Regions from separate parts of the Homo sapiens genome. Here regions 1 and 2 are each linked to region 3. A link is a loop called in an ENCODE intact Hi-C map of the cell type or tissue named here. Cell type or tissue: dorsolateral prefrontal cortex. All regions are shown on one strand. Each heading gives the region's core, and the rest is flanking DNA. Links, peaks and the distances in the headings are about the cores only. Region 1 has its middle 21 kb from the start of DIPK2A. Region 2 has its middle 47 kb from the start of SLC9A9. Region 3 overlaps SLC9A9 (solute carrier family 9 member A9).

What was found. Peaks named below come from ENCODE experiments on the same cell type or tissue, not always from the same donor. Only the 100,000 strongest peaks of a DNase experiment are listed, where the experiment ranks them.
Region 1: a loop joins it to region 3, with 5 times the contacts of the local background. A loop is called at or near these places in 80 of 110 quality-filtered maps.
Region 2: it touches region 3 in a loop (2.5-fold over the local background); 12 of 110 quality-filtered maps call a loop at or near these places.

The regions. Positions count from the first base shown.
Region 1 is chr3:143,945,753-143,956,803 of GRCh38, forward strand. No RefSeq gene overlaps it. Among named protein-coding and RNA genes, the nearest start is that of DIPK2A, 21 kb to the right of the region's middle. In dorsolateral prefrontal cortex, for the core only: CTCF peaks have their summits at 5,819 (motif pointing left) and 6,025; a DNase peak (open chromatin) is centred at 5,809.
Region 2 is chr3:143,889,994-143,901,044 of GRCh38, forward strand. No RefSeq gene overlaps it. Among named protein-coding and RNA genes, the nearest start is that of SLC9A9, 47 kb to the left of the region's middle. In dorsolateral prefrontal cortex, for the core only: a CTCF peak has its summit at 6,014 (motif pointing right); no DNase peak of the experiment used is centred there; H3K4me3 peaks cover 700 bases; H3K27ac peaks cover 530 bases.
Region 3 is chr3:143,770,547-143,781,597 of GRCh38, forward strand. All of the region lies in intron 4 of SLC9A9 (solute carrier family 9 member A9), which reads right to left. Among named protein-coding and RNA genes, the nearest start is that of SLC9A9, 72 kb to the right of the region's middle. In dorsolateral prefrontal cortex, for the core only: CTCF peaks have their summits at 5,024 (motif pointing right) and 5,227; a DNase peak (open chromatin) is centred at 5,042; H3K4me3 peaks cover 523 bases; H3K27ac peaks cover 556 bases.

The DNA of each region.
Region 1 (11,051 bases), core at 3,520-8,519, 180 kb after region 3:
TATATGATTGCAATTAATCCTTAAGGCAACACCGAAGGATCAAAAAAAATGCTTAAGGGGGGAAAAAGCTTGACTTTTTGTGTTTCTACAGTGCCTCATTGCATACAAATGTTACTATGGACGTTGCTTTTTATAACAATATCTCAGAACTTTTGATGTTGGATGTAAGAGAAAACTAAACTGTGTCACAGGTTACTGCTGTCCTCCTAAATCTACTTTCTCCTTCTTCCTTAGTAAACAAGTTTTAGCTGGGCATGAAGTTAGACTATATTTTCTTTGTGTATGGACAAAAACTTGTATTGAAATTCTGCAGGAACATCACATTCCATACAATTAATTAGTTTATTAGGGTAATTACTATCCCTGGAAATTAATGATTTCTTAAGGTAAATTTAAAAAAAAATGAAAAGTTAGAGGAATTCTGTAACTCCACCTCATTTTGCTGCAGTTTTTTTGGCACTAAAAGTATATCTTTTTAGTCCAACTATAACAAAATCCTATATCTCAGAATTTATAATTTTGTGGCTATGTTTATGTCACTGATTTTCACACAACTGTTTCAATATATAGAAAGTTTGAGAATATAATAGTAGAAGAGAAAAGTAATACATGGTATAATCTTTATATTATATATAATATAATCTTATCTTTATAAGTTCTGGTATAAATTCAGTGTTGGGAGTCAACTCAAAACACTTTGTTGCATTTTTCACTTTTTTTTTTTGACTCTCCATCAGCACCCGCTGCTCAAAACACAGAGACTATTTAAGATGTCAACCCCTTCACATACAATTATTGTGTGTCTATAAATTCCTAGGCACTGAGGCAATTAAAATAAAAGTATCAGCCTTTTCCCCAGAGACTTTGCAATCTAAATGAGGAGACTAGACCACTTATTTTCTAAAAATGTAAAACACTTAAACATTATTTCATTATTAAATTATCTAATGAAAAAATAAGAGAATACATAATATATATTATATAGAAAATATATGCATACTATATATGTGATAATCACATATAGTGGTATGCTGGTAAATGTTTAACAACTGATGCACTAGGAAAAAGAAAAGTCTTGTATCTTTTGCCAATTTCTGTAATGTAAATACTTTTATCATGGCGCAACATCAAGGTACTAATGTGAAATCAACTGGCTTACAAAATTCCTTAAATTTTAAAAACCTGCTCTCATGATCTGGTACACGCCAGTTCCAGAACACCACCACTCAAATGTCTAGTGAGATTAGAAATTATTTCTATAGAATTTGCAGAATAATTCACTTTATTAAGCATCTACTAAAAGCAAGTACTGTGTTCAACATTAGAAACAAAAAGATGATTATCGTCTGCCTTCAGATTTTATAGTGTAGTAGGAATGCAATTGGAAAAGTAAATCACTAACTTTAAACACTACCATTAAGCGTTGCAATAAGGGAAACACAAAGGAGGTAGCAAGTCACTAGGTAATGGATTCAAAAAGCTTCCCAGTGGTGATACCCGAGTCTGGTGTTGGACACGGGTAGGAAGTACTTATTGTCAAGCAGTATTGGTGACCTGACTTTAGCAGCCCTAACACTTAAGGTTAGGCCAAGGCTGTGTTTACAGACATTTTGGAGAATGTCTTATTATTATTGTTTCCTTATAAATCTTTTCAAAGACAAACATTTAAAGTAACAAGTATCCATATTCAAATCAATTGATAAATGCCAAAAAATTGAGTGAAATAGTGACTTTTTTGCTAGTGATCAAAATCTAACATCTTAATACCTTATGCCAGCATGTATTAGTCTGTTGTCATGCTGCTAATAAAGACATATCTGAGACTGGGTAATTTATAAAGAAAAGAGGTTTAGCTGACTCACAGTTCCACATGGCTGGGGAGTCCTCAAAATCAAGGCAGAAGGCGAATGAGGAGCAAAGTCACATCTTACATGGTGGCAGGCAAGAGGGCTTGTGCAGCGGAACTCCCATTTATAAAACCACCAGATCTCGTGAGACTTATTCACTACCATGAGAATAGTATGGGGGAAACTGCCCCCATGATTCAATTATCTCCACCTGGCCCCATCCTTGACACATGGGGATTATTACAATTCAAGGTGAGATCTGGGTAGGGACACAGCCAAACCATATCACATCATATACCAAAGAAACTTCCATGGAATGTTAATATCACATTCAAATCAAGATTTCTTGGGCAAGTAAACTTGAAAGTATTTAGTGAGGAAAGTCAATAGGCTACTGCAATTCTTTCCAGGGCATTTAATCTGCTCCTGTGCGTTGTGATCTTTTCAGAGCAGGCTATATGTCCAAGATCTTCTACAGAGACTCAGAATTAGTGTTCTAAGAAGCAAACTTCAGGAAGAAGTCCAAATGGCTCATTAACATAATTTTAAAATATATTTTTTTCAAAAGCAGTCTTTGTAGACACACAGCTAGTCAAACCAGTAACGTCTGTAATTGCCTTTAAGAAAACATGAAACAAAATCACTACACCTGAGTTCCATTTTATAATTTCTCAATTATATCATGGGTAATGTAACACCTGAGAATCCAGAGAAATTTTAAAATTTCTCTAGAACACTAAAGTATTATCAAACATGAGCAGACATTATACCACTTATTTTTGAAGCTATAATGCTGTTTGGTAAGGGAATAAAACAAAATCGTGCCCCAAATCTTGGTTCACTGACAGCATCAAGGTTGACTTTAAGGACAATTATCTCCATGGTAAGAGTCTCCAGAATGGCTCTTCTGCCCTCACTTTCTGCAGAACAGCTTTATGTACCACCTTTATAAATTCTTTCCTTACTTTTTAAGGCATTTCTTGAAGGCTCCTAAAAAAAGAAAGTTCTACCCTGAGGATTAGTTAACAGTAGACTTATCAGATGTTTTCTAAATGAGAATCAGCAGGCAACTTGTCCTGGAGAAATAGATGGAGAAGCAATAAGTTTTAGTTTGGAAGAGAGGAGAAAGGTTTGTGCACAGTACAAGATTCCCTTAGGAGACAGCAGTCCAGTTTTGGCAAGCAGTGAAGAATCTGTGTCTGGATAAGGCATCCTCAAATTTGAAGTTTCTCTATCCTCCTGGCTTCTCATCTCCTACTGATGCCAACCAAAACTCAAGGATGATACAGTCTGTTAAGGTCAGCCTTCCAGGAGACAGTGGGGAGTAAAAAAGGAAGAGTAGGGAGGAAGGAGCAAATGAAGCATAAGCAGCATGTCTTCAAAGTCAATTAGATTGTGATTGATGCCACCATTTTGAAATTTTCTCTCCCTTATAGATTATGGCAAATGTTTACTTATTACCCAAAATAAAGTGTGTCTGGTATCTTCAGTATTTTATACTGGGCCAAACAAATGCAGCTTATGACTGGCTGCTTGCTTTTGTAAATGAAGTTTTATTGGCATCCAGCCACACCTGTCTACTCTACAAAGGTAAAGTTGAGTAGTTTCAAGAATGACCATGTGTCCTACAAAGTCTAAAATATTTGCTGTCTTGTCTTTGACAGAAAATGATTGCTAACCCCTGGTTTAGACAGACTTTCGTTTTTGTTCCATTCTAATTTACCAGAATGTTTTCAAAGTGACTTAAAGTTTATATTTTTTGAACTGGATTTGCTCTGTGAAACAATTCAGATTATTTTACACTAAAAATCAAATTATTGTTAAGTTTGTAATAGTGAGGCTAGCACATGCAGCTGAAAAGTGGCAAAATAAAGTGTTTGTTTTGAAAATATCTTTTTTTAAGACCACAAACATCTGGATGTTTCCCCAGACATATAGAACACCACCTGATTAAATCATTTATATTTAGGCAGGTGCATTTTGTAAACACTTTACCTAAAAACAAAGCCTTAGAGGTAGAAATAATAATTTCAAGTATCATCTTTGTAAAAAATATTTCTAATTTAAAATGTAAGCTTTCTTGCACTTTTAAAGTGCACCAAGAGGTACAAACAAGTATACAACTCTGTCAGAGATTTTGGAAAATTTAAAGAATTTGATATTATCTTTTTTCTTTTCTTTCTTTGGTGACGCAATCTTTGCATTTTAATTATGTGAATGATAGAAGAAATGGTTGTGATGTTTTACACAAGGTCTCAAAACTCAGAATGAACAATGTATTTTTCATTTATTATATAGTAGAGTATCAACCAAGTGGTATGAGAAGTGTTCCGAGTACTTAAGTTGAAATAAAACATATTTCTTGGTCCTTCAATGTCAGTTCTCTTAATTTCAGAATGGTGTTTGGTTCAACATATCATTAGAGCCAAATAGATTATCTTGAAAGGATCTGGGACTTTGGACCCAACTGGAGGCTTGACTGTTGGTCCAACTACTTTCTAGCTTGTCTGAACCTAAATTTCCACCGAATAAAATGGAGATAATATTGGATAATACTTTTCTTGGAGACGTGGTATGTATAGTGCCTGAAAAAGAATAATGAAATAATAGCTCTTATTTATCGACTATGTGCCAGCCACTAAGCTCAGTGTCATATACTTTACTGTTATTATATCTAATTCACAGATGAGTTAGTTGAAGTGTTAACTTCCAGTTTACAAAGAGCAGCCACTGATCATCTAGTGCCTACTACATGCTGGGGTAAGGGAAATTGTACATATTTTCTCATATAGTGTGCAGTGCCAGGAGGTAGATGTTATTATCAACTCCAGTTTACAAATGAGAAAATTAAGATTTAAAGAGGTTAAATAGTCTGTCAACGTTACACAGCTAGTAAGAGGCAGAACTAGGATCAGAATCCAGGAAGACAAATTCCCAGGGCCTTTGCCTTTAACTTTTACTATACTGCCTCAGCAAGGCGTAGGTATTATTATTATTGCTATTGCCATAGGTATTACTTAAATAAAAATCAATGCACTAAAAACCACAGTGAAGTATATGTCTGAAATTTGACAAACATATTTAGGGAACCAAATAATTTTAAGTATAATCTCTAGAGTTGAGAGCATCCAACTTGGTACTGAATTGCAAAGTAGATATGAAGACAACTTCTAAAAGTCAAAATATAACTAAACACTCCAGCCCTGGATCCACTTCCCTAAGCCTTCAAGGAACAAAATTTGAAATTTTTTATTCCAAAGTTATGTTTGCATTCACATCAAACATTTTAAATAGTATGTGCTGCTGGGAACTGACAAACCCCAAAGCTATTATGGGCCTTGTCAATTTTCAAGCGCTGAAAAAGTAAGGTGTAGTAATGTTTATGAAAGAACATGATGCCAGATGTACTTAATGTCAGAAAAATCAGTTTGAGTTCCTGTGTTCTTGTAACCTCACTGCAGATTGTCAGCCCAAGTGATATGCAGAAAATATATAGCTTGCCTGACTGCCTTTACCCAAAGAGTCGATATTATGGAATAGATGGATTAGAATTTCTATTTGAATAGACATTTTTTTCTCTTCTGATTTTTTGTTCATTTGCATGGCTGCTAAAATTTCTGCAAACAAATTACATATAACAGGGAAACTGCTGAAGAACTTTGGTTTTTATTACATTTGAACAAGTTTTGAAGAAAATGTCTTCTAACAATAAAATACAGTGTTCAAATAAAATCAAATACTTGTTGACCCATTCTAAGCAAGCCACTTTGCAAATTCTGCAGGAAGCATAAGACTAGTCCATACCTTGCAACCTGGAAAGAAAATGCTAGAAGTGCAAATAGTTAAGGACTAGTCCTTCTTTTTTGTTTTGCATTCTCATGATTCCATTCTTTCTATACTCATGATGTACCATAATTGACCCTTTGTGTCACCCACTCATTGGAGAATTTCTGAACATGTGAGCATGCCACCTGGTGGTGGATAGATGTTTACCAGGCATTTGCAAAGGATTGATTGAAACTTTTTGGGTCCTTTAAGAAAAAAGCAGTATCCTGAGGCTTCTGATTGCATTATTAATTATTCAACTGATTTGTTCCAATAGTTTTGTTTTTCCAGCATTACAGTCAGATCTTATTCATTATTACCATGAGAATGTTTTAGTAGGTCAGTATAATGAGCCTAAAATAACTAAGGTAAAGTTCTATAGTCTGAGGGATTCCTGTCTTTCTCACATTGCCTAGGAGCGTAATGAGAATTGAAGATATAGTATCAATAATGCAGTTCCTGATTCAGAGGTCATGTTGAGAGTGGATTTCATAGGTCTTAAAAACACTGAATTTTCCTTCTTTTTTTTTTGCCATTCTAGGGTGTTAGATTTGACAATTCAAAACCAGATTCTGAAGAATTTAAATTCCAAATTAATCTGGAAAATTTATAATGCACAAAGAACTCATTTTTATGATTACTACATTAAAAGCTTTAAAAGGCAAAATTAAATTTATTCCTAAGCATAGACTGTTTTTATAGTAGCTTTGTATTGTTGAAGATAGAAGAGAATAAATTAATACTTCTACAATACACCTCAGTATATTGTTTAAAATTTATAATAACATGCTGATTTTTGGAAGAGAACCTTAACTGTTCCCTCATCAGTATGTGGAGTTGCCAGATAAAATACAGAATGTCCAGTCAAATTTTAATCACAGACAAATAGTATCGTTTTTAGTATAAGTATGTCCCATGAAATATTTGAGATATATGTTACTAAAGAGAGTTCCTTGTTTATTTAAATTCCAGATTTACCTGGGAGTCTTGTATTTTTATTTGCTAAATCTGGCAACCGCATCAGTAGGCTAATGTCTTTGAATGGTTTTTCAGATAGTGCTCATGAGGTCAACTGGCCATCAACACTTTTTACATTCATTCACTCACTCATTAATTCATTTAACAGGTATTTGAATACCTTCCATACTGGTGTTAGCATCAGGAATAGTTTTCCACAAACCCCATACCTCATAGAACACATCCGTGATTCTCAATCTTGTAATCTCAGTATTCTCAATCTATTGTAATCAGTTGGGAAACTTAAAAAAAAAAAAGTTAATGATGTCCCAATTGGATCCCTCAAATATTCTGAATTACTTGTTCTCGAGTTTTGCCTACTCATCAGAATTTTATAACCTCCCCAGGTGATTATAATGTGTGGCCCCAGTTGCAAGCTGCTTGCTGTAGATGAAGACAAATTAGGTTTTCTTAGGCCTTATCTTTGCAATGCCTGCACCTGCCACCAGATGTGCCAATTAATGCTTGTTTCACTGAGCAGATCGACTCTTTTCAGAGAAGCAAATTGGCTTACAATTTTAGCTGATTGAAATTTTTCCAAAGCAAAATAACTCTTTATTAAGCTAGCATTACACATTTTAAAATTAAACCATTTTGCCTCAATTTTAGAACTACGAATTATTTAAATAAATGCATTCATCCATTTACTCAAAAATGTTTATTTCTATCTAAGCACTGGGCACTGTACCAGGCACTGGGGATGGAGCCATGAAAAAGACAAAGCTCCTATTCCTGTAGGAGGGACAATTCATATGAAAACAGAAAATAAATACTTGCAAGGAAAAAAATGAATAAAGGGGTAAAAAGGAATTGAGTGGTGGAGAGCATTGCAATTTAAATAAAGCAATCAGAAAAAAGCTTCATAGAGGACATTTGACAGATACATGAATGAGGTGAAGAACTGAATCATGCAAACATCTCTGGAGACAGGTGAAAGAAATAGCAAGTGGAAAAGCCTTGAGACTTGAGCCAGCTTGGTGTGTTCCTAGTAAGAGTTGGAAGGACAGCATGACTAGGCCAGTGTTAAGGGGACAGCAGTATAAGATGAAGCCAGAATGGTATGTAGGCCCTTAGGCCAAGGTAAGGACATTGAGCCATATTCCAGATGTGATGGGAAACCATTCAAAAGTTTTGGGCTGTGGAGTAACAGGTATGTTCCAATTTACATAATAAATATATCACTCTGGCTTCCATCTAGAGACTGAGTGATAGGTAATGGTTGGGTAAAAGCAGACAGGCATTTAGGAGACAACTTCAATAGGTCAGGTGAGAGATAACAGTAACTTGGATTAGGGTGGTAGCAGTCAAGGTTTCAACAAGTGTCTGGACTTAGAATAGACTTTGAAAGTGTCCAGCAGTACTTGCTGATAGGCTGAATGTGGATGTGAAGGAAAGAAGAAATAAGAATGTTTTAATTTTATCCATCTTCCAAGATGGAGATAACAAGCTGACACATAAGTTCTAGTAGGGCTATGTTAAATTAAAGGTGCCTAATGATCATCCTAGTGGGCGGGACCATTTGGCAGATATGTACATCTGGAGTTCACAGAAGCAGTCAGGGCTGCAGAAATAAATTTAGATCATCAGCTATACTGAGAGGAGTGGTTTTTTTCCCCTCAAGTTTAACATATTGGACTGTTTTTAAACAAAGTGGGGCAGTCATTTCCTTTCACAGTGAATTACCTTCTCTAGGAGTTATACCTGTGACCTCTAAATTATACTAGCACTTGATAATGTAATTACAATTATTTACTACAGAAAATGTACCTAAGAGAAAACTTGCCCCCTACAAATTTTAAAATGTTCTTGGCAGGCACGTGTAAAGCAACCATGAAAAGTATATTGGATGATGCATGAGGTCTTTTTAGACTATAATGAGAAAGGTCTTCTTATGACAAAGAAATGATCATTTTCAGCTATAACTGTGTTTTCTCTTAAAATGGTTTTATCCTGTATTTTAATTTTCAAACAATCCAAAAGTATTTTTAGTAAGTAAATTATGAATAAAAATTTATTTTTATGCTATTGTATTTTAAAAATTAGTTAATAAAGTTAGCATTATTTTTGATAGCTTCCACGGAGAATTTTAATACATCAAGTACATTCTATTATAATAGTCACAAGAGGATATTCAGTTTGTAAAATTGTTGAAAAGCTGAGTTATAGTAGAAAAAACCAGAACTTTAATTTTCAAATTTGCCACTAAACTGTTGTGTGATTGAAGACAAATTGTTTAACTGCCCTGAACCTCAACTTCCTTATTTGTAAAAAAGGCAATCTATCTCAAAAGTCTCCTGTGTTGATAAGCGAAATACTCTTGTAAAGGTATTTTATAAACAACAACATTATATATGAAAGAAAAATACAATAAATCAAGGAATACTATCCCTATTCTTTTAGTAAATGTCATGTATCTCATACTCAAGAACTCATGGCAAATGGCAATGATGCTACCCTCACTAGGACACATTTGTGGAAAGTATTTTAAACTAAAGGGCATGAAGTCTAAAAGTCTTACCTGTTTTCTTTTTTGTACTTGTTTCTCTGATGATGTTTATTATTTATTTTTGAGCTGTTAATGTGGTTTGTTTTATCCTTTTTTCCTCTCTCATGGAGACATAACATATGTATTTGAGGTGGACAGACTAAATCTGTTAGGAAACTTACAAAAAGTTTTAAGTTTTGTTTTCCACTGACTGATGGGAGAAATAAAATAACTGTAAAGACATCCAATAAGGCACAAATAAACTGCAACTCAAGTCTCCTTTAAATTCAAGTGTTAACAACCAAATTATATATTTATATTAGTAACTATGATATATTTATGGCTGACAGGTTTTTTTTATGAGAGTTAATTTTAAATAGTCAGCAAAACTCTATTGTTGGTCAACATTTAGAATATGGAAACAGTTGCATTAAACAGCAATAGCATTAATTCCTATTTCTACCCCTTGTTTCCTGGAACTGTGAATCCTGGCTATGGAAGAAAAAGACACCATGTATTGGACAGATTTAGATATAAATACCCTCCTAGAGAACAGGGGAGTGGCACCAGTTACTTCTAGTGATACACTAGCAAAATTTTTGCTTCCCTTTCTGCAGTAGACCATTTGTGTTGCTGTAGCAGAATACTACTGACTGGGTAATTTACAAAGAATAGATATTTATATCTCACAGTTCTGGAAGCTGAGAAGTCCAAGATCAGCGCACGGGCAGGTTCAGTTGTCTGGTAAGGGCTGCTTTCTGTTTTCATGATGACACCATGTTGCTGCATTTTCTGGAGGGGAGGAACACTGTGTTCTGACATAGCAGAAGGTGGAAGAGCAAGAGGGACAAACTCCCTTCTTCAAGCTCTTTCACACAGGCACCTAATCCTATTTATGAGGGAGGAGCCCTCATCGCCCAATTACCTCTTAAAGACCCCACCACCTAATACTATCACTTGGCAATGGCTGAATTTTGGAAGGGACACATTAAAAGCATAACATTTCTGCACCTTATGCTTTGCTGGTCCAGAGTTTTGAGTTTCAAAGGGAGGAATGCTTCTAACAGGAGACACAAGGAGAGAACCACGTGAAGACACAGACAACTGGAGTGATGCATCTACAAGCCAAAGAATGCCAAAGATTGCTGACAAATCACCAAAAGCTAGGAAGAGGTAAGAGAGGATTTCCCAACAAGTTTCAGAAAGAGAGTGGAGGCCTGCCAACACCTTGGTTTTAGGTGTCTCCAAAACTCTGAGAAAATAGATTTCTGGGTAATTTTTTAAAGGCACCTAGTTTGTGATATTTTATTAAGCCAGCCTAGGAAATGAATGTAGATACTATTTCAATAAACTCCCCAGATGTAAACAAGGCATAGTATTTGTTTAGGAAGATTTACTGTTTGTGGGGATTTGTTGGATAAGGGGCTATGTCTCCTGTCTTCCAGAAGACGTTAGGAGGGGCAGAAAAGTAAATATGAATCAGATAGTACAATGTTTAAGTAAAAAAATGTTTATGCTCTCCACAATAAAGCACATTTTTTCCATTTTAAGAGAACAATAGGGTGATTCTAGATAGAGAATTATATAGACACATAAACCTGGAGAATATGAGCCAGTGTTACAAGTGTAACAAGGGATGCTTTAACATCCAATAAGGTACTTTCAAACTTTACCAGAGCCACAGGCCTAAAAGACAAAGGAGGTCATTATGTTACCCAAACTCCTAAAACAATATTTGATTTGGGTCAAGGTAGTACAGGCACTCCAGACAGATGGGGGAGGAGGCAGGGAGAATTTTAAATAATCCCATAAGGAAACTCTTAAAGAAGTATAACATCCATCATTTTGTCAACAGTGATTTGGTTAAGTCTGAGATT
Region 2 (11,051 bases), core at 3,906-8,905, 120 kb after region 3:
CAGCCTTCTTTGCACTTTTCCTCCTATGAGCTGGAAGAGTGAGGTGCTTGTGACCCACCTTTGACCATACAAATGAGGGCCACAACCTAGAGTTGAAGCAAGAGAAAGGGAACCGGGGTCTCTGAATGGCATGTGAGGCAGAGGAGCCCACCAACCTGTCCTGGACCATTAGGTGAGAGACATAATCTTCCTTAATCTACTGATTTGTTGAGTTCTTTGTTATAGTAACATATTTTCATGTAACCAATACAAAAACCAAGGACCCATGTGGGGAATCAAAGCCATGCTTATAATTCACTGAAGCCCAAATAGCACCAAAGCCCCACAGCGCCTGGCACTCAGGAGGTGCTCCATAAATATTAAATAGTTACTAAATGAATGAGTATGGCGCCACTAGGAACTGATGAGGCAAGAGAAACCCCACTGTTTCATAAAATAATCTGCCTGAAACTACATCGGGTAGCGAGTTACCGTTTACCATGAGAAGAGCAAGGAGCTCACTGATAGTGACAATGGGTTAAAATCAAATGGGAATTTTTGTGTGTACAGTGTAGAAATGATTGTTAATTACAGAGCAGTCATTTTAGTGCTTTGCGGATGGTAATCACAGTCACCATCATTTTCTAAAACAAAAGACTTACACATGCACAGACATATGCAGACAGGTAAATTCTTTTTTTAACAAATTTGAAGAGACATCATGATTGCTATGTTGTACATTGTCCATAAGAAACTGAAAGCCCATTGCTATAACATGCAGAATGAATACAAAGTAGCTTTTCACTTAATCTGTAAAAGGCATTTTTTTTTTTTTGCTACGTATGGCATGACTCCAACTCCATTTGCTAAACATTTTTGAGGGCCTACTATGTGAGAGGTGTTGTATTAAATACAATGAGGAATTCAAAGATACCAACAAAAAATATGAATAAAGATGTAGGAGGGATAGGGTGTTACAAAACACAGATGTTTAGATTTCCAAGAAATGGCTATTAATTGTATTTGTACCGTCCTGGCTCTGTTGAAACTCTCTGTGGTGTCTCTTTTTAATGCCTATTGCATATGTTGTTCTGAGGTTTAAATGAAATAACATACATAAAGCACATGGTACATTGAGTAACCCCCAGCAAATGCTAGCTTCTTTGTTCATACTCTGTAATGAACAAAACAGCAAAACACATTTTTCCCAGTGTTTTAAAATTTTGAAATAATTTTCAAACGTTTTCACTGATGATTTATTCTGGAGCCGTAAAAATTTTTTTTTGTCTGTCACAAGCCCCTATATATACATAAATGTTCTCACACAGAACCTCATCCAAAGCAAGCAAAGAGTATTATTGCATTTTGCAAGCCAAAGGATAATGGGCTATGAAAGTGATCAATTCTATTCTAGTTACTTAAGCTGAAAGCTGGTTTATTGGAAAGAAGACCAGTAGTTTACAGAGTCCATGGAGAACTAAAAAATAAACACTCATTTCCATCTTCCCCTAGCTATGGGGGCAATTGTTACAATGTCACTGCTGGCATGGTCACCCTGGAATACCAGATGTGTGCTTAAAAATCTTCCTTGGTTTCCGTGACTATCTGTTAGTACCAGACCCTATTTCTGCACCAACTCAGAGCCGCTGAACCCTCATACCTTCAGGCTTGTGCCACGTGCCTGGCTTTCCAGGCAGGCAGTTCAAGAGAGATGGCTCATGGTGTGAAAAGCTCCACTGCAAACATTATCATATCTTTTATTTTATCAATCTCCCACTTCACCTGTGAAGTAGGAGATCAGGCACCCCCCTTGGATGGGGTTGGGTTTTGCATGGTCAATGTCTTGTCACTATGGCTTCTTTGTCAAAAAGCCAAAGCAGCTTGAGGGCTAGTCCAACCTGTTTATAGATACACAGAGCCTTGCCCAGAAGCTGCCCCTAAGACAGTTTCCATGCTCTCGATAGGGACCGTCTCACATAACTAAGCCAGCAAGTTGTGTCTTCTTGAGAGCTGTGGGTAGCCTAATGGTGCATCACTTTGTATTTTCCTTCTCCCCTTTCCTTCCCTTTTCTTCCCTCTGTCTCACTTTCCTTTTCCCTCTCACTTTTGCTTCCTTGGAATTGCACCTCCTCGATAAAAACATGGCATCTGAGCTTTTTTGCCCAGGCTTTGTTTCCTAGGGAACCTGTGCTAAGTTAGCATGACACCCCTAAATTTTAAACTTCTGGGCTGGAGCAGTCAGTTGGCTGATACTGGGCTACATCCCACATCCTTGCTGCCAGGGAACTGGGAAAAGGAACATCTGCCTCACTTATGATGCTATGATGAGAGGCGGAGTCCTGCCTCTCGTCTATTTGGATTAACCTCAAGTAAGAACAGTGTTTGGATTTTGAACAGGCACAATGGTGACAAATGTTCCCTCCGAACCCACTTGGCCTTAGCAGCTCTCTTCCTGCTCCTGGGTTTCTCTGGGTAGAGTGTCGCCCTCTATGCCGTGTCACCCCAGGGTATTTCCTCCACTTCCATCTCCTAACCCTGCCAAGTCAGTCTTCATCTGTTATAGACCCTTTGTTCTGGTGTGCTTGTTTTTCCCACGTTTCCCATTAGACCACATGTCCCATATTGCCCCATTCTTCCTAGCATCCCCATCCCAGAATGCAAAATTTAATTCTCTTTTGCATTTCACAGTCCACAGGCCAACCAGCCAACTGTCACACTTAGCCCTCACACTGGTCCCTTGTGTGGTTTAGCATTCCAGTTCTTTGCTTCCTGCAAAGTAAGAGGGGATAGTTTCAGATATAAACAGAAAATGCTGGATATTTTACATCTTTTAAGTAGAGAAAGATTAAGTCAGAACCAGCAGGAATCCAATTCTTTGGATTTGAACAAAGTGACTAGACATCTCGGCCTTTCTTTTGTAAAGAAGTATCTGGGGAAAGGTCTTGGACTGGCTTCAAAGGGGATTTTCCTGTAATTGTAGATGCCCTGAACTATAGCTATAGCAGACTATTTTGCAGCCTAGTCTGGGGAAAATGTACACATTATGCAATTGTTTAAAGATATCATTCATTCAGGTAAACAGAAGTGATAATGTTCTTGGTCAGCCCTCACCTGCCATGATTAGCAGGCTCACTCTCAAATAGTACTCAGGATCTTCAGGACGTGTTAATGTTTTGCATTTTGTCTCTCTCATTAACACAGATGCTGTGTCTGGCTATGCAGATTCTGTAATGCACAAGGGCACCACATATAAGGGGCATCATTTTCATTATAGACATCATAGATTTATTGTAACAGTTTTCTGGCAGATGGGAGTTAAGGGTTTTGTTTTAACAAATTAATATACCAAATCCATTTCCTGGCAGAGGCAAGTAAAGAGTTACCTTTGAAGAAGAATGGGCACGTTTCCTAGTTCTTATAAGGATGTTGTAAGAGGTAGAAAGAGCTCTTTTTGTCACTCCTTCAGCCCAGATGAGTGGACATCATGAGATGCCCTGACTGCTCCTAAGCTGCTTTGTCCTGAGAGTAGACAATGTTATTCACATATTTCCCCAAAGCTCAACTGAAACCAGCTAGAGTGCTTAATGCAACTGAAGGCTTGGAGCTTACAGAGGGAAATAAAAATATAGGAAAGGAAAAAGCAAATATCTTTATATTTCAACTCTTTCCTTCCCTTGGTCAGGTCTGCTGCCCATTTGTCTCTTTAGCCCAAGGGGATGACATGTTTTAGAGATCAGCTTACTGCCTGTAGCTGTAAGTGTCTTTGACCATGTCACAAGGGAGGGGAACATTATATCCTTATCCCAACCTATCTCTAGCGTGATGCCCCTTGAATGCCATGATAATCTCTGCAAAAATGCCACTCTGACAAAAATGAAGAGACTCTACTGCACTTGCTAATGTAGCTCAGCTTAGCTTTTTTGTGTCCTGGCTTGGACATTCTGAAATTTAATTTGTCTTTACCTTTGCTTAACAAAAGGGCCATTAATATATTTTTCACAAAATTAAATTTAGGCTACTTCTTAGCTAAAACAACAAATAATTGTCTACATCTCTAGCAGTCACTCCTTCAGAATCACTGGGGTTCAGTCCTTGAAGCCTCTTACTACATATTTAACCAGTATTTAAGGAGCTCCTTTTAGGGCCAGACCCTGGGCTAAGCACTAAGAATATCAGTCAGAAGCAGGTGTGGCCCAGATTACCTTCCAGCTTGGAGAAAGCAGCAGGTAGATAAATAGGTTCAAGAAACTGGCAAAGGGGTGACCATACAAGTATGTACAGGTTATAGTTGTAGCATGAGGAAATGGTTCTTTTCAACGGGTTGGAAGCAAAGGATTATAAAAGCTTCAAAACGGAGGAAGTTACAAGCAGTTGGCATGGTAAATAACAGGCAAAGGGTATTCCTGTTAGAAGAGCATATGCAGATATTGTCAGAAAACCCCAAGCAGCTAGGAATGTCTGAGTATAGAAAGGTGGGGAAGTGTCTACCAAGAGATAGAACGAAAACCCTAAGATGTTTCCAGATCAGAACGGGCCTTTTATGTTGTACCAAGAAGTTTTGACCTCAAAAGAACTGAGATGAAATATTTGAATCATAAGAGAGCTATGATTTTATCCCTGCTATTTGAAGAATTGATAAGGTCAAGGCACCAATTCCTAGACTGTCATGGTGGTCCAGGTGAAAAATTACAACTTCACGGAGCAGCCCCAGAGCATTTCAGAAGCCGAAATAAATGGATACGGAACATGTTAAGAATTGGGGATCAACAGAATTTGATGACTGGTGGTCCAAGTGAAGCAGAAGGAGATGTGAATATGGTAACATCCTGGGTTTGTGGGGAGCGGAGGGCTTTTTTGTAGTATTTTTCTGAGAGAGGAAACATAGAGAAGCTATGCATGGAGTGGGGTTTGTGGGGAGCTTTAGGTAAAATTAGAGCAGTTCAGGTTCTAAAAGTTTTATCATTTCCATGTCTTATGCACCTGAATCCCTCTGGGCATGCCACATTTTCTGCCTAAGGAACCCTCAAAACCTTCACAAGGGCTTGGGAGTTGGGACAGGGAATTGTTCCAGCCTTTACCTTTCCACTTCAGGCAGGACAACACCCATGCATTTATTGCTCCAATTCCAGATTCTCTTGCTTGTTGTCTTCACTGGCCCACCTCACCACAAGAGACTGACTGGAAATCCAGTTTCCATCCTTTACATCCACACACTCCCAATATATCACCAGGAAAATCCCAGTAAAGAGCGAATATGCAGTACTGAACTTTGGAATAAATCAAGTCACATAGTAGAGAAAGTGTAAGTGATATGGATCCATCTGACTGTGAACCTCTGGTTTTCACTTTGGGGTCAATTACCACCTCCGCAGATATGTCAAGACAGGCAGATAACAGCTAGAACCTATTGTTACTCAAGCTTGGAGATCAAAAGAAAATAAGCAGAGAAAAACATATCAAAGAAAACCCCAAAATCTCCCCTGCTGTGGAAATTTTCTTGTGGAGAGGTTAAAAATTTCCTCTGTCGGCCGGGCGCGGTGGCTCACGCCTGTAGTAATCCCAGCACTTTGGGAGGCCGAGGCGGGCGGATCACGAGGTCAGGAGATTGAGATCATCCTGGCTAACACGGTGAAACTCTACTAAAAAGACAAAAATTAGCTGGGCGTGGCGGCGGGCGCCTATAGTCCCAGCTACTCGGGAGGCTGAGGCAGGAGAATGGCGTGAACTCGGGAGGCGGAGCTTGCAGTGAGCCGAGATCGTGCCACTGCACTCCAGCCTGGGCCACAGAGCGAGATTCCATCTCAAAAAAAAAAAAAAAAAAAAATTCCTTTGTCTTGGGGTAAAATGTATTCAGAAATTTTATCTTACAGCTTGCAGAGTCATCGCTATTTCTCTTTTGTGTTTTTTTTTTTTTTTTAACTTTTAAGTTCAGGTGTACCTGTGCATTTCTTTAACAATACAGTTCATCTGAGTTGGTTTAGACATTCTAATTAAAAAAAAAAAAAAAAAGTTCCAGCAGGGGTCTCTCTTTGCACATGGTACAAAAAATTCTTAACAGTCACAGTGCAATATTTTTTATTTTGCTTATCCATCTTACAATGTAAATGAATGTGACTGCAAAATATGTCAAACTCTTTTCTTATATTATTAGAAAATCACTGAAAAGACATTAAGTTTCATATTATGATCTGGGAGGTGATTAAACATGTGTGTTCCCTATGTGATAATTCAACAAGTAGCAAATTTATAATTTAGGTACTTTTATGTTTACACATTATGCTTTTAAAAAGCTTGTTTTTAAGGGTACAATTCCTAATTTTACTCCTAATCATGTTTCTTTGATTTTTTATTTCACTTCTCATGTATCTAGAACATTTAGAATTTTGGTCATTTATGTATTTCATTGAATTTTATACATATTTTACAAATGATGCTTGGTGTGTATGTTTGTAGAGAAATAGAAAAAAATTCAAAAACATAGCTGCAATATTTTTTAAAAACCCATATTTTAAACTGAGGATTATCCAGTAAAAAGGTTTGTATTGGTTTTTGAATCATGAACTCTCAGAAAGAGGCAGTCATTGTTGGCACCCAAGCTTATGGGATGGATCCCAAAGGTCAGATAGATGATGGTTCTGTGATGTGATCTGTGACTTGGTCTGTACTTCTGATGAAGGCATGTCAGCAGGGCCTCCGCCTGAATACTTGGGCCTTCCTAAAGAGGTTTCCTCATCCTGGCTGTCAACCAGTGGACTTATTCTTAGCTGAAGAAACAATGACCACAAACCACCCCTTGCCATTTTAGCAAATCACACCCAAAATACCGTGAAAGAAATGCCTGTCATTTTTTTAAAAAAAAAATCCTATTATAGGCCGGGTGCAGTGTGGCTCATGCCTGTAATCCCAGCGCTTTGGGAAGCCGAGGCAGGCGGATCACGAGGTCAGGAGACCGAGACCATCCTAGCTAACACGGTGAAACCCCGTCTCTACTGAAAATACAAAACAGAAAAACAAACAAACAAAAAAATTGTCTGGGCATGGTGGCGGCCGCCTGTAGTCCCAGCTACTCGGGAGGCTGAGGCAGGAGAATGGCGTGAACCCAAGAGGCGGAGCTAGCAGTCAGCAGAGATCGCGCCACTGCACTCCAGCCTGGGCGACAGAGCGAGACTCCGTCTAAAAAAAAAAAATCCTATTAGAATCTGTGGGACCAGATTTCTGCAAAGCACCCAGACTGCTGGTTTTATTTCTATGTTTTAATCTCAAACTTGTGTTATTTTTCTCTTGACTATTTATGACTGCACCTATAATTTCTATTTTCATTCCTTTTTTAATGTCTTACTTATGAAAATCATTTCTTAATTCTACAAATGAAGTATTGACATTTTAGTGGCATCTTTTATAAAAAATATATTTTCCCTTCCCAAAAAGTTAATATTGGGCCATAAAAACCTTCAGTCCTGTCTGATAATAAAATATAGAAAATATCAATTGAAGATGTTTTATTCCAAATGACATTGCCACGTACTTTTTAATAGTATTAGAGTAATTCCCTTAATTGTTTCATGGAAAAAAATCCATTAAGATCCTTTAATGAAGAAAACATATATTTGTAATGGACCAAATGGCAATGTGCCCTTGTCTGAAGCAATTACACTGTCCAATAAAGGAAGACTCACATTCAAATGTGGTACCTTTGAACACCAAATATTACAAGAATTCCTAGTCAGCAGGATGCTATGCCAAAAGCACTCCACAAATGGTTTTCCCCTTTCTTACTATCTCGTGGCCTCATTCTAAAGATCTCTTCAATACTTCTATTAGCATACTAGAGAGTTTCAACATAGACTTTAACATTCCATGCTTATCTGACCCTGGGCTATTAAAATTGGTAAACATTATGAATCTTCTCATTTGAACATGGCTTTGACTATCTTATGTTTCTGCGTTTCTTCCTGCCTTGCTCTTTCTTAATGCGAGCCACGTCTCTGCCCTCTGTTTTGCTTATTGTTTCCCTTCTCTCTTGTTTGTTCAGCTTCTGTACAATCATTTCTCTTTGCTCTGGCCCTTGCTCTAGCCTCATGTTCATTTCAGCCTCCGCCTTTTTTCCTTTTCAAACGTCTTTGATTCCAGTTGACAGTTTAAGATTTTTTTTTTCTTTTACTTCCCAGAGGCTCCTGTTGCCATAGTGATACTTGATTACGAAGGCCATGACTGCTTCCATTGACACTCTGGTTGCTATAACAATGCCAGTTAGCCAAGAATTCTGTGGAAACTTGTGAGAAGGATGCTAGTTCACACCTTTCTGTGGGACAGCTTGCCAGGAAATGCTTCTTATTTAATGGTTGTTCCTAGTACTAAAACTTAAGTCCGTAAACTTAAGGGCAGCTCATTCTTCAGTAACTAAAAAACAGAGACACAAATATTTACTCTTCACACCATGTAAAATTCCTCTTCTTCCCTGACTTTGCTTGCCCTCTATTCCTAATCTATTAATTCTTTGGTATTAAAAATATGTTTGCTATGGGCTGAATTGTGTCCTCCCAAAATTCATATGTTTAAGCCTTAACCCTCAATGTGACTGTTTTTGAAGATAGGGCTTTTAGGAAGCAATTAAGGTTAGATGAAGCCATTAGGGTAGGGTTCTAATCTGATAGGCTTCGTGGCCTTATAAGAGGACACATGTTTTCAGTTATAAGTGGGAGCTAAATACTGAGTACACACGGACACAAAGAAGGGAGCAATACACATCTAGGCCTACTTGAGAGTAGAGGGCAGGAGGATGGAAAAACTACCTATTGGGTACTATGCTTATTACCTGTGTGACAAGATAATGTGTACACCAGCCCCCCACAGCACATGATTTATTTGTAGAACCAGTTTGCACATGTACCCCTGAAACTAACATAAAAGTGAAACAAAAAAGAGGGCACTGCAAGAAAGCAGCCACCTGCAAGCCAGGAAGAAAACCCTAACTAGGAACCGAATCAGACGGCATCTTGGTCTTGGATTTCCCAGGCTTCAAAAGTATGAGGAAATACGTTTCTGTTGTTTAAGCCACCTATTCTATGGTATTTATGACAGCACAAAGTGACTAACATGACACCCTAATATTATTTAACATCAATACCTCCTAAGTGCTTTTGATTTTAAAGACATCAATTTCTGGGAATATACCCAAGTAAGAGAATCACAGAATATTGCGATGTGCATTGTCAGTCTTTTGTCTTTGAATACTAGATGAACCAGGTGATAAAAATGGACACATTTGGCCAGGCGCGGTGGCTCATGCCTGTAATCCCAGCACTTTGGGAGGTCGAGGTGGGCGTATCACCTGAGGTCGGGAGTTCAAGACCAGCCTGACCAACATGGAGAAACCCCATCTCGACTAAAATACAAAATTAGCCGGGCTTGGTGGCATATGCCTGTAATCCCAGCTACCCGGGAGGCTGAGGCAGGAGAATTGCTTGAACGCAGGAGGCGGAGGTTGTGGTGAGCCGAGACCACCCCAACACAGTCCATCCTAGGCAACAACAGTGAAACTCCGTTTCAAAAAACAAAAAACAAAAACAAAAACAAAAAAAAACAACAACAAAAAACACACCAATGGACACATTTATTGCATTTTTGTGATCCTTTTTGTTGTTGTTACAGCTTTTTTAGTCTCAAAAATATAAAGAAATATGTAACTATTTCCATCTTTATAGATACTATAACTCACCCAAGAAAAGCTGTACAAAATGTTTCTTTTGTTGCAATTGTGTTACCTCCCTAGATTGTTAAGTTAGACAGCTTGCAATCATTCACACTGGTCCTCCCATTTGCGCCACTCACATGAAGAAAGGGAGCAGCCACAGCATCAAAGCTTGCTCAGGACTAACATATAAAGACCTTTTTAGTGACACATGTTCTATTATACAAAGTGCCAGATGAAGGTCAGTAACTGACCATGCACAACCAGAAAGGAGGAATACAAACTTGACATGTTTCAAAGTGTGTTAAAGTAAAAGATATAAAAACACAGAATTTTGCTAACGATGTGTTATCGGGTCAATTTATTCATTGGCTCCTACATTTGCCTCCACCAAAGGTGTCAATCAAGATAACATTAATTTATTGGAGCAGATGTGAGGCACTACAATATTTTTTTTAAAAAGTGTCAATATTCTATATTCTCAGGGCATACTTTTCCAGAAAATTGAAGATGTAAACATTCTGGAATTGTTTAATGATTCCTAGAGAATTTCAAGCAAAACGATGTTGCCTGTAGAGTGATATGAAAAGTAGTTTGTGGTTATTATTCTAATTATTCTAATTGTGCTACAAAACTAGTTTCTTTTTCTTATCATAGAACAAGAGCCCCTCTGTTATTACTGTTAATAACAATAACAACTTCCTATTATGTACCAGGCACTACATTAAGTACTTGATACCTATTATCTTCCTCCCCCACCCTCCACCGAGAGGGAGTCTTGCTCTGTCACCCAGGCTGGAATGCAGTGGTGCGATCTCAGCTCACTACAACCTCCACCTTCTGGGTCCAAGCGATTCTTCCACCTCACCTCCTGAGTAGCTGGGACTATGAGTGTGCACCACCACACCCGGCTAATTTTTGTATTTTTAGTAGAGACGTGGTTTCACGATGTTGGCCAGGCTAGTCTCGAACTCCTGACCTCAGATGATCTGCCCGCCTCAGCCTCCCAAAGTGCTGGGATTACAGGTGTGAGCCACCACACCCGGCCAGATACCTATTATCTTTAATTCTCACTATAGACTTGAAAGCTAAGAAACTAGCACATGGGGAAACTGAAGTTCTGAGAAGTAACGTAACTTGCCTAACTTGCTCACATTTTGAATATTTCCCTTCAGGCTCAGGAAAGTAAACTGACATCACAGCCCAAAACATGATCAGTCAAAGCAGCATACCAGGAACCCTAAGGTTGGCCCTATATTCAGTTGCATACATTTTGGAATCACAATAACTAAATCCAACTAACTGAACAATGGTTACAAATTAACATTATCTTTAATTTGGCTTGTTGGTTTATTTCTTATACTATCTAGGCATCAACCCC
Region 3 (11,051 bases), core at 2,929-7,928:
ATCCTACCAGAAATTGGAGACAGATCAAATAATCCAAACATAAACAAACGGACAGATAAGTACTTGAGGAAAACAAGAGGAAGATGTTTAATTTTGATTCAGACTGGGAGAAGCCTTTCTGAGAAAGATCTAAACCCTGCAAAACAAAGGCTCGATAATGTCAGTTATATGAAAGAAAATATCACTGAAAAAAACTCTCCATAAACAAATGACAAACCAGGAAATATATTTGCAACTCTCATGACAAAAGACTAAACTCATAGACGTAAGATGAGCTCCTGCAACCTAATAGGTAAAGCACAAAAAGACAAAAGATATGGAAAAGGCCATGCACCAAAAGGAAATACAAATAGCTCCTAAACAAGTTTAAAGAAACCTAGATGACAGGTTGAAAGGTGCAGCAAACCACCATGGCACAGTATACCTATGTAACAAACATGCACATTCATGTATCCTGGAACTTAAAGTAAAATAAAAAAAAAAGATGCTCAGCCTTACAGTAAGAGAAATGTAAGTAAAAACTACAATGAGAGATTATTTTCTACCTATCCAAATGACAAAGGTGAGATTAAAAGGTTTGTAGGAGGGAAAATGCCTCCCCTGTAGTGTTCTACTTGGAGCCTTGATTCAGAGCACACAGTAATACGAAGAAGCAAGGGGGCTTCCTAATGGGCCTGAATTGTAGGCTGATGGGACCATCTGCAGGGAACAGGGAGGAGAGTGTTCTCTAAATAGAACCGATGTTCACTGAGTGCCAACTCTTTAAGATGCAGTTATTCATTGTGATATTTATTTTCTTTTTGTGACATTTTGGGCAAGATCATGATTCAACTGTGTATAGTGTATGATGTTAACCGAAGAAGGAAGGTGATGGAGTGCTTAGATTAGATGAAGCCTGCCTTTCCAGATTAATAATATCTTGTTAGTCACACACACCCACACATAGACACACACTCTGAAGTCACAGAGAGAAGGTGCCATGGGAGAAAGGTTAGAATCTCAAGCTCAAGTACAGCTAAAGACGCTGAATGGGGATTTATTCTCTACATTTAACTGTCCTCTTTCAGCCTAACTTGTCATTTAAACTGCAGGAAACACCTTAATTATATCTGGGAATTTTACTGGAATTTGGAGTACACTTGGTTAATAAGACATGATTTCCTCCGTGCTCCTGCTGTTGTCCCTCGTCACCTTTCTTGCTGGGAAAGGAATGGAGCCCTCCCAGGCTCTTTTCTCCTCTTGTCATTACCTGGAGGCAGGAAGCAGAGGACTTCACCTCCTTGTCTCATTTCCCAGGGGGTGGAGAAGGGACCACATCTCATTCTTGAGGGGATGGAGAAGAAGAAGAAGTCCCCTTTCCAGGTCTCCTCCAGGTTGAGCAGGAGGACAGAGGAGGAAATGCTCAGGACGGTCAGAGGGTCTGCTGAGCTGCGGCTGGGCAGATGAGTCCAAGACAGCCTCAGAGCATCCCCAGAATGTGTGTGTGTGTGTGTGTGTGTGTGTGTGTGTGTATTGGACAATGGGAGGGGGGTGAGCAGAATGCTTCCCACTGCCTGAGAGTGGCACAGACATGCCCCAGCCTGCTGGCATCCCTGGTGCTACTTTGCTGCCAGGACAAGCAAGGGTGTAGAAGTGAAGTGTGTGGACACATGCTTGAAATCCAGAGTATATCACCTCTGTGAATCAGCGTACCCAACTAACAACCAAGAGCAGAGGGCTCTGTCTGTGACACCTTCGTGCTCCAAGGCCTCCAGGAATTGGACACGGTCCCAGGGAAAGAGACTTAGTTTCAGTTACCCAGCATAGTAAAGCATCAAAACAGAAAATAATTTTAGTTACAGAAAAAAGTAAAAAAATTTGTTCTAGTACACTCAGGCTTGAGGATTAAAATGTATTCAAGTACAGATATTTGGGAAGGAAGGTTCTAGTTAGAAGTGCCTCAAATTCCAGGTTAAATCATGTGTAATTCATCATGGAAGCCCAGAGACTCCATGGATGTTTCTGAGAATTTTCTCTGCCTAGATGAAGCACAAGCTGGTCCGGGAAGGAACTGTAGCCACTACCATAGCACTTAAACACTCTTAGATAAATACCGCAGATGCCTTTTCACCTTAAAGAAGAGACATGACAGCTATTGTGAGGTGCTGATTAATAAGCTGAGTGGTTGCCCCAAGTCCGGTTTGTGAAAAACAGGTCACAGAGCTGTGATTGGAAACGTTATAGACGCTACTGCCCAAAAGTCCCACCTGGATGATGCCAATTTCAGAAGCGTCATATCAGCTCTCCATTTCCATCTGCAGATTTCAGAGAACACTGACAACTTTAGAAAACATGGAAATTGGGTTGATTTTAACTATGTTAAGGATGAAACTTTAAGTGGTCATGGTTGGACACAGGAGAAAAGAAATAACCAAAATCAGAGCTGAACTGAATGAGATGCAAAATTCTATACAGAAGATCATTGTTGGAAATCATGGTGGAGTTGATAGTTTTGTTCAGCCTTTAAAACATTTTTTTTGATGTATGCATTGTTCAAATTACTGGTCCCATTAGATCAATAATTGTATTTTGCTAGAGGTTGTATATTAATCTTCACTGTAACTAGTGTTGTGGTGCTAAACGTTTAATAAGTGGCTTTTTGGGGGGAAAAGCCCTGATTTGTAGCATTTGTAAATGTCCATGGAGTAAGTACTCACACAATGGCCAATTTCAAGCTAGCAATGAGGTCTCTGGACATGGAGTTGGGAAGAGATGTTCAGTAGCACATTCTTAAGTTGCATTTCCACCATATAGCTACAATACATGTACACAACCTCAAGAGCATGATTAATAATAAAATATAGAAAAAAATTGGGAAGCTATGAGTTTTTAGTATTTGTTAACTTTGTTTTTAATATAATTTATATGTTGGTATGTTTATGTAATCTAATTTTTACTTTTTCTTTTTTTTTTTTTGAAATGGGGTTTTGCTTTTGTTGCCCAGGCTGGAGTGCAATGGCGCGATCTTGGCTCACTGCAACCTCTGCCCCCTGGGTTCAAGCAATTCTCCTGCCTCAGCCTCCCAAGTAGCTGAGATTAAAGGCATGCTCCACCATGCCCAGCTAATTTTGTATGTTTAGTAGAGACGGGGTTTCACCATGCTGGTCAGGCTGGTCTCGAACTCCTGACTTCAGGTGATCTGCCCACCTCGGCCTCCCAAAGTTCTGGGATTATAGGCATAAGCCACCACACCTGGCCCTAATTTTTAACAATGGTTGTGTTTGATGGCTTGTTCACAAAGTTCCTGAAACATTAACCATTAGGTCTCATGAGTGGTACAAGCCATTTCCAGTGTGAGGTTCATTGCATCCCTGTCTCTAGCATGGTGATTGCCACTCAGTAGGGGTTTTACAAATGTTGGTGAATTAATTAGTTCATTAGTTAATGAGTGACTATTACAGCCTAAAAGTTTTTCAAATGCAAATGCAATAACAGATGTGTTTATTTAACATCAAATAAGGGGATAATTTAAAACAAAAAGCCAAAAATGCATATAAGGCAAAATTCTATTTTATTGCCCTCAATAAATAATCAGTGAACTAGTAAACATCTATTTATGTACTTATGCTACTACGTAGCATCCATATAATTGAACAGTTGGATTTTAAACTCAGCAAGATATAATAACTACAGGCCAACCACGTCACCTTTCGGGACTTGACTCAACTAAAAGGGATGTCTGGGAAAGGTGTGTGGGAGCGCCTTTACTGGGCCCAGTGATATATTTTATTTTTGAAGTTGAGTCAGGGCTTTCCAGGAGTTTGATTTATTATTATGCTACCTAACTTCATACCGGCACTGAGTACTGTTTAGGGACACAGGTTGAAGCCAGACGGCTTGGGTTCAAATCCCAGCTCTTCCCATTTGCCATGTGATGTTTGGGATGGCACTTACTCCTTCTGGGCTTCAGTCTCCTCATAGGTAAATTAAAGGCAACAACACTGCCCACTTCTTAGGGTGCGTGTGAGGACTGACTGGATTTGTATATGCAGAGTGCTTAGAGCATAAGACAGAGTAGCCTGGAAGTGTTAGCTCTTACGTTATTATGTGTATCATATACTATAACTTATAACAAGGAAAAAAGTAAGATGATGTTGGAGAATCAAAAGTTGAACTATACATTGTAATATCTTTCAATTCTAAAAAGTTTTATATTATACATATATTCATTGGCCTATTTGGAACCTTTCAAATTGACCTGGCACTATCTCTACAAGCCCACACCACAGCTGGGTGAAAATGACCCAGTGCGCTCCCCTGCCCCTTTGGGACCCTGTCTGCTTCGCCTCAACTGCTCGGTTGCCTCCTCCGTTCATTTTCTCCTCAGCTTTTCTGGCTTCTCTAATCCCACAGTAGTGCTCCACCACGAACCTTTGTCTTCACCTGGCATAGGAATAGGTAGCCTGGAGTTGGATTTCCCAATCCCACTGCTGATTTTTGTAATGGACTCCAGGTCTCAAGCCTAACACTAGAGAGAACCGTACCTGCTGAGATCAGTTAGATTAGAACCCCCTCTCTAAGGGGATCAAAAACCACATACTTAAAGCCTGAATATGCAAGTATCAGTAGACCAAAGATAGAATTTTAGCCCTGGGAAAACCTTAAATTAACAGAAAATGAAGAGGAAAAGGATTAGACTGAAATCAGAATTGATGAGATTAAATGAACCAATGCTTATATAGTGTTTGGCACTTAGTAGGTATTCAGTAATTAATACCTTACCTGGGACACTGGAGAACTGAATAATAAATAGTTTACTTCTTTCATGCCTCATTACTCATTTATTATCTCCAGGAAAAATTAAGAGGTTACATTAGTTAATACCTAAGTCAACTCTGTCTGGAGAAATTGTCATGTACTTTCCCTTAGATTGAAGTTTGATTATACATAAAGCCATATAGCCCTGACATGAGAAACAACAGTCTTACTGAGTCAGTTTAACTGTTAAAATTGTGATTTATAAATTTTCCCACCAGAGGGCATAATATCAAAGCCAATGGCTGCTGAGCTGCAGCTGGTGTACCGTGTACCATTTACCGGGTATAATTGTTTCATTCTGTTGATTTTGGAACGGAACTTTAGCTTCCTAGGTGGTGACACTTGCCCCCTCCTGTTTAACATCCATTTTAATATAATCCACACTTCATTCTTCACATGTTTAGGGTGTGCTTGACTCTGAAATCCGCAAATAATTTTACCAAAATGGCTTTTCACATCTGCTTATTGGAACAGACCTTTTTTTAAAGTTCCAACTTTTCTTTCCAATAGGCAAAGAGATTTTAACTTTGAAACAATCTTGAAATTTAAACTTACAATAACACACCGTGGTGCCTTTAAGCACCGTTAAAATCTAGCTTCAACTCTACGTGGGTGTTAGTGGTTAAAAAGCACTGGGATAATTTTACCAATTTGTTCTGTGCTATGAATCTGGCTTATATGCAAATCCTTGGGACATTGAAGAAATGTACGTGTTCTTATCTTTATCATGTTCTAAATAAAATATATTACCCTCAAAATTTAAAAGTATATATTTATATCTAAAATACCACAATTTTCTGGCCTAATTTATGATTGTTTTCTACTTTCTCCAAATATGTGTTTATTTAAAATATTGGCAGTTTGGCAAGATTTTAATACATATAATAGCAAACTATGTACTATTCCTACTCTGAGAAAGGAATAGATAGAAAGGTCATTATTAACAGTACTCTTAAACTTTGGGCCAACGATAGAATTTTTCCTTCATCTATTCAAATCAAATCTTATTAAGGGCATTTACCCCCAGTACTGTGATGTTCTTGTTAGTGATTTAATGGACTGATACAGTGGAGTTATAAACTAGTGAGAAAATATTAAATCTAAAGAGCAAAGCAGGTTATGAAAACAAACTCTAATGCACTATAAAATCAACACTTTCATTCTGAGAAATATAATTTGTGATATTCTTTCCTCCTTTTTTTGAAAGTGAGAGAGTGGGCAATATGCCATTCAAAATAAAAGCTATTTTTATAACTGTATAGAGAAGGATTTTTATAAATTGTCTAATTGGAGAAAATGACTAAAATTGAAATTAATAAAATGAAAAAGACTCAAATATGATTAGATATTAATTTAAAAATCAAGGAAACTCTATAAAGGCAGGTTATTTTACTAGAACAGAATCTTTTCAACCATAAGTAATGTTCTAAAGCAATATTTTATTTCCCCTTTGACATGAATGTATTTCACATATAATCATGGTTGGAATATTGTTTTGATGGAGGAGAATGTATTCCTACATATAGTTATTTTTAAAAGATTATAAATTGTGAACACTTCCTATCACAACAATTTCATGAATTCAATTAGGGGAATGGTACAATATATTCTCAATATAAAAATTATCTTTTGTGGGGGCAAATAACTTACATTTGGGAGCTGAGTATCTATCTGACGAAAGATATGTTAATTTGGATCTTAGGGAGAACAAATAGGGTCACTAAAGGGCATTTTGTGGCCTCTTCTCTGACCCCATTCTCTCTCAGAAATACCAGTCTGGTGTTGGAGTACCCATCACAGAGATTATGAATGAAACCCCGTTTTACTGGGCTCTTCCTGAAAAATAGCCATTTTTATTTAAAACTGGACAATCAGAGTTACTCGAAGATCAGCTGCCTCAAATAAACTTAGTCCACATGGAAAGCTTAAGACAGGAGGAATGGAGGTAAACCAAATTCTAAGTATCAAACTCTCTCTTCTGCCTGACTCCAGTAAAATAAAATTTTGATCAAAGTTTATCTGAGTCAGAATCCTTTTATGAAAAACTCCCTTCTAGAGAAAAAAATGCCATTCCTTAAAAATGTTTAAGTAGTTTTCTGATTAACTTGCATAGAATTAAGATTTGTTCTGAGAAACTATTTTCTAGTGAACTATTTATCTACCTAGTGATCTATCTAGTGAACTTCAAACTTTTTAAAGCTATAACATAAAAATGATTTTCTAACTATTCTTTTTTCTAAATGAAATGCACCTACCATGAGAAAATCTTTGAATTGGCCTCCCTCAGCACTGTTTCTCAAACTCTCTGTGGTGAAGAGGCATTAATTAGTTTATTAATTAGTATTATTACTTCCAAACTATTGTCACTGATACTTTTTTTTTTTTTTTTGAGGCAGAGTCTCGCTCTGTCACCCAGGCTGGAGTGCAGTGGTGTGATCTCTGCTCACTGCAACCTCAGCCTCCCGGGTTCAAGCAATTCTCCTGTCTTAGCCTCCTAAATACCTGGGATTACAGGCACATGCCACCACACCTGGCTAATTTTTGTATTTTTAGTAGAGACGGGGTTTCACCATGTTGGTCAGGCTGGTCTTGAACTTCTGACCTCATGATCCACCCGCCTTGGCCTCCCAAACTGCTGGGATTACAGGCATGAGCCACCACGCCCGGCCCGTCACTGATACTTTTATAAAATGCAAAAAAAAAAAAAAAGATGCTGAATCAATGGCACTTTTTCATTACAGGATATAAATCCAAATCTTTTATTATTAAATTTAACAGACACTGAATGATTTCAATCACTGTGTATGTTTTTAAATGCTTATTCTCAGGTTTTGTACTTATTCCTCCCAATCTGGGAGCACCGAGCTCACAGATCAGCACTGGTCTACAGACAACACTATCAGTAAGATTGTACTAATGGCCTTTTTCCCTTTATGGCAAGACTGTAACAAAACTTTGATGTATGCTCCTAACTAAATTGTCTGAAGTGTATTAACACTACTCAAAATATGCTTCAACTATCTAAATAGCTATTAACTACTCAAGATTTAACTGAAGTCCCATTTAGTTTTTGGAATTTTAAAACAAATATCGCACAGCAATTTCACTATGGCGAATACTGGAATTCTTTAATACAGGGGCAATGAAAGCAAAGACGGTTTTCAGAACTGTGTATCAGTGCCTAAGTACATCCCTTGTAATCTCATACAACTAGAAGGCAAGGAGGAAGAAAAAAAAGGAGGGTTAGAAATCATCTGGAAACCATGTAAAAAAATATCTTTATAAGTAGCTGTATTTTCCTAATCAGATATATAGAAAATTAGTTAAATTTAGAAGGAAAAAGAGAAAAACCTTCGGGGAGATTTATGTACCTTTTTTTCCAAGAGGAAAACCAATTTCCTTACAAAAAGTTATTCATTGGAAGTAACCAAGCTAAACTGCACACCAATAGAAGTAATAGATCAGTTGAGTCTAAGAAAAGATTAGAGACCCAGCTCCTGAAAAGTATAATTTGGGCTGCAATTGAGTGAGTTAATGCTGGTTGACTTGCATGCTCTGTGTATGTAATTTTCTCTAGAGATTACCCACATTCAATTCTCCAAACTTCTGTGAACAGAGTGCTATTACCAATGTTAGATTCTTTCAATGACATGAATTTATACCTCTAGTGTCCTAAACAATTTCACTGGATTTATAATAATTTCTGGATCTTGCTCCGGGATGTCTTATGGGGAAGCTTTGTATCCCAGCTGGATTAATGGGCAATTGAAATAATCTATGTTTAAAAATTCATATATTATACTGTTATTATTTATCACATCTATCATAAGTCTCAAACTTTACTGTTGTTTTGAATGATTAATAGGACAGTCAGTTTCAAGGGAGGGTAGGCCTCTTAACTAAGTATGAAAAGCATTTGCAGAGATCTAAGAATTAGAATAAATGATATTCTTTTCCATTTGACAAACATTAACTAATAGTATTTGAAAAAGTAATTTAACTTCTTTAATCCTCAGTTTTTTGGGTTTTTTGTTTGTTTGTTTTTTGAGATGGAGTTTTGTTTTGTTGCCCAGGCTGGCGTGAAGTGGCACAATCTCGGCTCACTGCAACCTCCTCCTCCTGGGTTCAAGCAATCCTCCTGCCTCAGCCTCTGGAGTAGCTGGGATTACAAGTATGCACCACATGCCTCGCCAATTTTTGTATTTTTAGTACAGTCGGGGTTTCACCATGTTGGCCAGGCTGCTCTTGAACTTCTGACCTCAGGTGATCCATCCACTTCGGCCTCCCAAAGTGCTGGGATTACAAGTGTGAGCCACCACACTCGGCCTAATCCTCAGTTTTAAAATGCATAAAGTATGATAATTCCTGCCCCTGCCTATCCCACATAGTTGTGAAATGCAAATATGGTGAGCTATGTGAAAACACATTGTGAAGAGGGCAAAGAACTATGAAACTATTATATTTTGCCCATATTTCTAACATTAGAGTAGACGTCCTATGTATGCAGTAAGGTCTTGAAGTGAAATTATTTTCTAAAGCATGTGCCATCCACAATAAACACTCACATTCTTGCAAATGAGTCTCCATTTACTTTGTACTTTTGAGGATAATGTTTACCTTTTCCTACACTCTCGATTTCTCTGTGCTGGGATAATGCTGTAATTGTATTTAACCCTGTGGAGCTCAGTGGATAACCTGTAAAATAATCAGGTTATTGATTTCTGTAGAAGCCTTAAGTTTGTAACCTAGAATAGATACCTTTTTGCTGCAAATTAAAAGTAACACCTTCACAATCATGTAAGCAATTTATCTACATATGTTGGAAGACAGATATTTGCCTGGATAGGGAAGAGCCCAGTGAAGGGATGCCAAATTATAAAAAATCAATAGGAAAAACTAGACACATAAGTAGACCTGAAACAAATAGCATGTAAGACCAGATAGCCCAATTAGTAAAAGGTGATGACGTGGTGGTTAGTATTTGGAGGGAAGAAGACGTTGGCACATTACATGCAACCAAAAAAATAATGAAGATATTATGATCATAACCATGGAGAAAATTAGCTTCAGAAATAGAATTATTGAATCACTGTCAATTGGGGATTGATGATACAAAAGGATCACTCATTAAAAGTTTTTACGCAATCATTGATTTGTTTATAATGTAGTTTGGACACCAAAAGAGGAAAAACAAACCTCAAGAGGGCTAATATTCATTCTGCAAAATGGAAGATATAAGGCTAAACATGGGGAGTTAAGAAAGCATTGTCCTCATAACACATATTCTAAGGGATTGGAAAGGGAGCCACCATATGATGCTAATCAGAGGGAAAGTTTCCCAATGGCTGTCTAGTGTCTGCCTTCTACAGTGTTGGGGATGACTGGTCAACCAAGATGCTGCCACGAAAACTGGCCAAGTGGACAGAGTCCTAGATTCAGAGAGGGACTGAGAATCTTCAATTTTCATCCAGTGTTGGAGCAATAGGGTCATAGGAAATATCTGGTATATACTATTTGCTGTCAAAGAAAGAAATTGTGTACAAAATTTATAACATAAATATTCTTTTTTAAATTAACATACTTTATATTTTTTAGTTGTTTTAGGCTTACAGAAAAATTAAGCAGAAAGTACTCAAAATACATCCCCCTGCCTGAAATTAAGAAGAAAGTATTGAAAATATGTCCCCATATACTCTCTCACCCCATTTCCTCTATTATTAACATCTTGCATTAATTAGTGTGGTACATGTGTTACAATTTATAAGCCAATATTGGTACATTATTACTAATTAAAGGCCATAGTTTACATTAGGGTTCACTATTTGCATTGCACATTCTATGTGGACACTCTTGCTTAAGAATGCTAAGTTTCTAATGTAAATTAACAAAATATTCTATAAGAGTCTATTCTAGTAATAAAAATACCCATAAAAATGCCTTGCTAACCTCTTTAATATTCTAACGAAAAGTTGGGAATTGTTTCAATAAAAGTAAATTGGGGAAATTTAAATCTTTAAATGAGGAGTTAGGGGAGTAAATGAACTCAACGCATGTAAAGGGCCCAGTAGTGGCTGGCACAAAGTAAAGGCACAATAAATACAGGCAATTGTTATTATTGTAGTCAATATTTCTCATACGTTGTAGAACTTATTTGAGGAGGTAATATAATACCCATGACAAGCTGAAGAAAAGATTGAGTAAGCTACTTCACAAACTGCTGCAACAGAGGTTCCAAGAAAAATCCAGTAAAATGA